Linked DNA regions of Homo sapiens: region 2 is linked to region 1. Evidence: chromatin contacts called from ENCODE Hi-C or POLR2A ChIA-PET data. All regions are on one chromosome and are shown on one strand. Each heading gives the region's core, a stretch centred on a gene start or an enhancer-like site at or near the end of the contact. The rest is flanking DNA. Distances are from core to core; before and after follow the strand shown.

What was found. A loop is a pair of places that touch in the nucleus more often than their neighbours do. ChIA-PET counts read pairs that join two places held with the same protein, here RNA polymerase II (POLR2A). Pooled maps may share reads with other maps.
Region 2: a loop to region 1 is called in a pooled map, with 2.4 times the contacts of the local background. The contact joins two enhancer-like sites. A Hi-C loop is called at or near these places in 4 of 50 pooled maps. POLR2A ChIA-PET finds 5 or more read pairs at or near these places in 2 of 52 experiments (H1 and HCT116).

The regions. Positions count from the first base shown.
Region 1 is chr6:150,885,414-150,889,165 of GRCh38, reverse strand. MTHFD1L (methylenetetrahydrofolate dehydrogenase (NADP+ dependent) 1 like) reads right to left here. Exons shown (of 28, transcript NM_015440.5): 6 at 3,432-3,532; 7 at 1,185-1,321. Among named protein-coding and RNA genes, the nearest start is that of MTHFD1L, 22 kb to the right of the region's middle. Within about 2 kb of position 1,650, at least 3 of the 41 ENCODE cell types and tissues checked have a DNase peak (open chromatin) inside an H3K27ac peak, as active enhancers do.
Region 2 is chr6:151,283,795-151,287,103 of GRCh38, reverse strand. The region is part of intron 2 of AKAP12 (A-kinase anchoring protein 12); the gene reads right to left. Among named protein-coding and RNA genes, the nearest start is that of AKAP12, 45 kb to the right of the region's middle. RefSeq lists enhancers at 2,893-2,942, 2,953-3,002. Within about 2 kb of position 1,708, at least 6 of the 41 ENCODE cell types and tissues checked have a DNase peak (open chromatin) inside an H3K27ac peak, as active enhancers do.

The DNA of each region.
Region 1 (3,752 bases), core at 401-2,900:
TCACTCTGTCGCGCAGGCTGGAGTGCAGTGGCACGATCGCGGCTCACTGCAACCCCTGCCTCCCGGGTTCAAGCGATTCTCCTGCCTCAGCTTCCCGAGTAGCTGGGATTACAGGCTTGCGCCGACACGCCCGGCTAATTTTTTTGTATTTTTAGTAGAGACGGTGTTTCACCATATTGGCCAGGCTGGTCTGAAACTCCTGAGCTCAAGTGATTTGCCCGCCTCAGCCTCCCAGAGTGCTGGGATTACAGGCATGAGCCACCACGCCCGGCCTTTAATAGTTAATCTTTTCCCCACTGATCTGTGGTACCTGCTCTCAAGCTTCCATATATGCATAAATTTCCACTTTCTTCTGTTCCGATCGTCTGTTTGTCTACCATATTATCCTAATTACTGTAAGTGCATAATAATTCACACTGTGTGGCTGGGAATGTCTCCCACCTAGTTTTTCCACAAAATTGTCTTGACTCTCTTTGTCCTTTATGCTTCCATTTGGATTTCAGAATCAGACTGTCAAATTCTACAAAATTTGCAGACAATTAGTATCTTTAAGATATTGCATCTTCTCCATGAAGATGATACCTCTGCTTTTATATGGGTCTTCTTAATAATTTTCATCAAAATTATAATTACTTTCAAAAGGTCATAATGCATATTAGATTTACCAAATGACTGTTCTGTACTTACTATGGTGAGAATTTAGTTTTTAATCACAATGTGGTGAATTACAGTGACAGACTTTCTCATGTTCAATCACCTGGAAATCCTAAAATAAACCCTACTTCCTGCTGTATTTGGTGTTCTCAGATTTCGCTCACGATTATTTCATTTATATTCATAGCTGAAACTGGCCTGTTAATTTTCCTTTAGCATGTTACCCTTCTTTGGTTTTGGCACTCATAAAGTCTGTTAGGCCACGTTCCTTCTTTTTCCATTTGCTGGAGAAAAGGATTGTATTAGAATGATCTGTTCTTTGTTTGATAGAGCTCATTTGTAAAACCACCTGTTGCCTTTTCTTGTTTGTTTGTCTGGTGAGTAGACTCATTCAATGTCTTTAATGGATATGGGTCTATTCAATTTTCTTCCTCTAATTTCTTGAATTAAGCACTTAGCTTATACATTTCTAGACTTTCTTCTGTTCTAACAGAAGCCTTCAAGATGTATGTTTCTAACATGAAATTTACCTTGCTTTGAAGCTGGCGTGTTTTCCACTGGATGCTCATTGTCATGGACCCTTTTCTCTGGAACAGGCATTGTAGAGCAGCTTCCAAAGACCCATGGGCCCCCACTACCAAAATCTTCTTTCCATCTAGGTTGACACCTACTAACCAAATGAAAATTCAATATTATACTCAAAACTTCAGATCCTTCCTTTAAGAACTTTATCTTAAGAAAAAAAGACCCTTTTAGGCTGGGTGTGGTGGCTCATGCCTATAATTCCAGCACTTTGGGAGGCTGAGGCAGGCGGATCACTTCAGGTCACGAGTTCAAGATCAGCCTGGCCAACATGGTAAAACCCCGCCTCCACTAAAAATATAGAAAATTAGCCAGGCGTCATGGCACATGCCTATAATCCCAGCTACTTAGAAGGCTGAGGCAGGAAAATCACTTGAACCTGGGAGGCAGAGGTTGCAGTGAGCCAAGATCACGCCACTGCACTCCAGCCTGGGCAACAGAGCAAGAATGTCTCAACAACAACAAAAAACCCTTTTAAAACTTGAACTTTCTCAGCACCAACCTACAATGACTAGGAACTAGGAGTGGGGTGTTGTAATCAACAAAAATTCTCTATTCAAACCCTTTTGGTTCCAATTCCTGTTGCTGAATTTCTTTCCACAATATGTAACTATAACTCACCAGCCTAATTTACTCTTTTCTTTGAGTACTTTCTAATGAAGTGGCTCAGAATCTTCATCTTGATAATCCACGTAATGAAAAAGCACTGTATATATGGATTATTTCATAGATTTGAGCTTAATATTACTGTCCAAAAAGCATATATATCCTGAATGTTAACCTTTTAATAAAACTTTGCCATATATTTTTGAAATTTTTCTTTGATTGTTGGATGTTCAGGGGTAGGGAGGGGCATTTGCTTCATTTCTATTCAAACTGGAGTAGAGAAAAAGATTTAGTTCGTTGAATTTTTTCTTTTCTTTTTTTTTTTTTTTCAGATAGGATCTTGCTTGTTGCCCAGGATGGAATGCTGCGGTGTGATCACAGCTCACTGAAGCCTTGACCTCCCAGGCTCCAGCCATTCTCCTACCTCAGCCTCCCAAGTAGCCGGGACTACAGGCACAAGTCACCACACCTGGCTAATTAAAAAAAAAATTTTTTTTGGTAGAGATGGAGTCTCCCTATGTTCCCCAAGCTGGTCTCAAACTCCTGGGCTCAAGCAATCCTCCCATCTTGGCTCCACAAAGTGCTGGGATTACAGGTGTGAGCTACTGTGCCGGCCCAATTAGTTGAATCTTTATGTTCTCAGAAAGCCCTTAAATATATAAATACTTGGTAGTAATTTACTCATTAAACTTAATAATGAAGAAAGAGAAAATATTCATTTCTATTTCACTGACATAAAAACGCCAAGTCAAGGGGACAACAATGGAAATTAAGTCCTGACTACTGAAAAGCAAGCTGCTCACCAATAAATCCCAACCTAGGCTCCTGTGCCCTAAACTACATCTACCGGCTTCTTCTTCTTCTCTTTTTTTTTTTTTTTTTTTTTTTGAGGCAGGGTCTTGCTATATTGCCCAGGCTAGAGTGCAGTGGTGCAATCACAGCTCACTGTAACCTCAAACTCCTGGGCTCAAGCGATCTTCCCGCCTGAGCCTCCAGCATAGCTGGGACTACACGTGCACACCACCATACCCAGCTAATTTTTAAATTTTTTTTGTAGAGACAAGGTCTCAGTATGTTTGCCCAGGCTGGTCTCGAACTCCTGGCCTGAAGTGATCCTCTGGCCTTGGCCTCGCCTAGCACTGAGATTATAGGCATGAGCCGCTGTGCCTGGCCTCATTTAAGTCTTCAACGTAAGTCTTATCTAAGGCTACATATTGATAGATTTAGTAAGCTGAAACTGGAAGCATATTTTACTGTGGTTATTTTGACTGTTTCATGAGAGAAATTGAGCATGTTTAAAACAGGGCTAATCGTTTATCTCTACTAATTTCTCTTTTAATTTATAAGATGGTCTTACTAGAAAAAGTTTCTAGGTATTCATCTGTATCTCCCAAAAGATGAGAAAAATAAAAAAAGTCAACGTGAAATATCACTTCTATGTTCAATTAGAATCTTCTAGAAACATCCTAAAAGGATATCAGAATAATAATTTAAAAAAATTTTTAATTCTTCCCCAAACAAATCCTTATTAAAAATAATGTAAATACCAATAAATAGAAATCAGCGGCATTTCTCAAGGAGCATCCTACCTGATTTTTCAAGAAGTTCAATTACAGCTTTGGCAACAGGTGAAACAAAACATTCATGGGCATCCCCTCGCACCAGCTTCCCCAGGTTTATGTCTGTTACTCTGAATCAGAAAATAAAGAAGTAGGTTAAGTCAAAGCCCAGCCAAAAAAATCACTCACGTGTAATGTACATATATTAACCCCAAATAACATCCAAGTCAATGTTTGATAGACAGAATACATAAAAATGAATTAAAGAGGACCAGGCATGGTGGCTCACGCCTGTAATCCCAGCATTTTGGGAGGCTGAGGCGGGTGGATCACATGAGGTCAGGAGCTCGA
Region 2 (3,309 bases), core at 459-2,958, 400 kb before region 1:
GCCGGGCATGGTGGCGGGCGCCTGTAGTCCCAGCTTCTCGGGAGGCTGAGGCAGGAGAATGGTGTGAACCCGGGAGGCAGAGGTGAGCAGTGAGCCGAGATCACGCCACTGCACTCCAGCCTGGGCAACAGAGCGAGACTCCGTCTCAAAAAAAAAAAAAGAAAGAAAAAGAAAATATGCTTACCCCATCGCTGCCACCCCAACAACTGTGGGACCTTGGTCAAGTCAACAGCAGTAGCTTTGGTTCTCACCTGACTTGTTTTGTTTTGTAAAAGACCTGAACTCTCTCGAGCTCTGAGCTCTAACCTTCTCTGACTCAGACCACATTCGGGACTCAGTCAAGAGGGGCAACTTACCCTGCTTTGACGCCTGGAAAGACAGAGTACAAAGTGGCTCGTTTGGTTCATATGCGCTTAAATAAATAATAATAGATAACGGATACCTCAATGGAAAGGATTCATTCCTTAACCACTTGGTTCAAGATCTGTAAGCAAACTAAATGATTTCAAGAAGTATAGACTATAACTGCTAGTGAAACAGTCTCCAATATTCACATGTGAGTGACTAGAAAGGGAGAGTTTCTTTGTTTTGTTTTCTGTTTCCGAAGAATGCAAGCCGACGCCCCATCCAGCGAGGGTTGGCGCTTCCTCATGAAGTCGTGTGGGCTTCTGGGAAATGCCCCCTCCCTGCTGTTACTGATCTTGAACCTTGACAGCAAGCAAAGTAGAACGTATGTGTGTAGTAACAGCACAGAAATGGAGCAGACAGGTGCCAGCTTTCTTGCCAACTTTATTTGAAATGCAAAGAAAATGCTTTCAGCCTGATGCCATTCCTGAAGCAAGTTTGCTTCTGCAGGAAAAAGGGCTTTCCCTAAACAAGTGTCCCATCAATGACTCACTCTCAAATTGCTGTTGCCTTAATCTTTTAAAAAAATTATCACCTCCATGGCTGTAATCCCAGCACTTTGGGAGGCCAAAGCAGGTGGATCACCTGAGGCCAGGAGTTCAAGACCAGCCTGGCCAACATGGTGAAACCTCGTCCCTACTAAAAATACAAAAAAATTACCCAGGCATGGTGGTGCCCCTGTAATCTCAGCTACTTGGGAGGCTGAGGCAGAAGAATCGCTTGAACTCAGGAGGCGAAGGTTGCAGAGAACGGAGATTGCGCCATTTCACTCCAGCCTGGGTGATAAGCGCAAAATTCCGTCTCAAAAAAAAAAAAAAATTATCACCTCCAGAAGATAATCATGTGATAGATGTAGATGATCAATCATAAAGCCTTTGCACTTTTGAACCAAATACTGACTTACAGGAAATGATGTGCTTTAAGTTTAGAGCATACACAGATTATCTTAGAAACTAGAAAATACATTTATTTCTTCATCAAACTGTACAAATGACTTCTTTTCCCCTCCACAACTCACCCAAATGATAGACTGTGATACTTTAAATTTTTTTGTTTTTGTTTACATAATCCTCCCCCCTTTTTTGCATGAAATTGATTTTTTTTTTTAACCCAAGACATTACAACCAGAGAAGTCACCGCAAGAAAGGACTTTGCTATAATACTCAATTGTCTCAAACTTTCTGGTTATTGTTCTTTAAAAAAATCCTTTTTTCATCTTTTCCACAAACTCTCCATTAAGAATTATAAGCTCTTTGGTAATCAGTAGATTGAAATAGATACACACACACACACACACACACACACACACACACAGTGAAATGCAGCTCTCTGATGTGTACTTCCTGGCAAGGAAAAAATAGTTCAATAGCAAACTCAGTAATGTGAATCACTGCCAAGACAGGAAAACATTATTTGGTATCCACTCCTATGACAATGGGAAAAATAGTTCTGAGAGTGAAAAGTTTTTATACCAATTAGGTTATGTCCTCTAAAACTGTTTCCAGTTATTGCTTCTGGGGACAGAGGGGACAATATATTTGCTTTGATATGTAAGTTTTCACAATGGAGCATTAGTCTTACTTGGTCTCAATACACTCCCCACTCTGTCGTTCATAAATCATGTTCTTCACATTAACTATTCCTAAAATAAAGTGCCTGAATCTTGCAGTCCAGACCCACCACATGCTCATACTGCATCTTGCATTTCATTCTCTTTGTTGACCTCCAAGTTCACTCTCCAAAGCCTCTGAATGTTCATCATTTTGCAAAAGCTTTGGTTCCACCCTGGGTCCCCATGCGTTAGTCAACATTTGATTAATCCCTGTGATGGGTTCCTATGTCATCTGGATGCGTCAAGTCAAAAGGAAGTGCCACACATCAAAGACAGAGTACTAAGACACATAGTACTAACAGGGAGGGGTCTCTTTCAGTTCTGTTGATAAGAGAAAGTGTACCAGAAAAAGTTGAGTTTTGAGCTGGATCTGAATAGGCAAAAAGTACCAATGGCAGGGAAGAGAGAAATAAGACATCGACATGTGTTCATTCTTTGTTTTTGGTTTCGGTTTTGTTTGAGACAGGGTCTTGCTCTGTTGCCCAGACTGGAGTGCAGTAGCTCAGTTATGGCTCACTGCAGCTCTGACCTCTCAGGCTCAAGCAATACTCCAGCCTCAGCCCCCCAAGTAGCTGGGACTACAGGCGCACACTGCCACACCCAGCTAATTTTTTTGTATTTTTTGTAGAGACAGGGTTTCGCCATGTTGCCCAGGCTGGTCTCAAACTCCTGGGCTCAAGCGATCCTTCCACCTCGGCTTCCCAAAGTGCCGGGATTACAGGTGTTAGCCACCACACCCAGCCATGCATTCTTATTTATCTCATGTCAGGCAATGGCAAAGAGTGCAATGTGGAAGTGATGCCAGGAGTTCTGGTAACGACATGACTCAACGTGCAGGTTTCAAAGATCACTGCATACCTGGTGAACGATGTGTGACACTGATCTGTGCAGACAGAAGTCAGAATGTAATGGAGCAATAACCAGGAGGAGATGCAAGGGAGGCTTCTGGGGCACTGGCGAGGTTCTCCAACCTGACCTGGGAGAGGGTTACTCGTGCGTTCACCTTGTAAGAACTCACCAAGCTATACGCTTAAGACTTGCTCGCTTTATCAGATATAAATTGACCACAGACAAACCCTAAAAACCCCCAAACCAGCAATCTGCCTGCAGAGAGGAGCTGAAGGAGAGCAAGCTGGAGGCAGGAAGGCTGCTGCTGTGTCCATTCAGGGGAGAAATGAAGCCAGGGAAGGCCCTGTGGACAGAATGGGTCGATGTGAAATGTCTTTGGAGATGAGGCCTGCGGGACTTGCCAACGGAAAAAGAATGACTCCCGGATTTGAGGTTTGGTTATG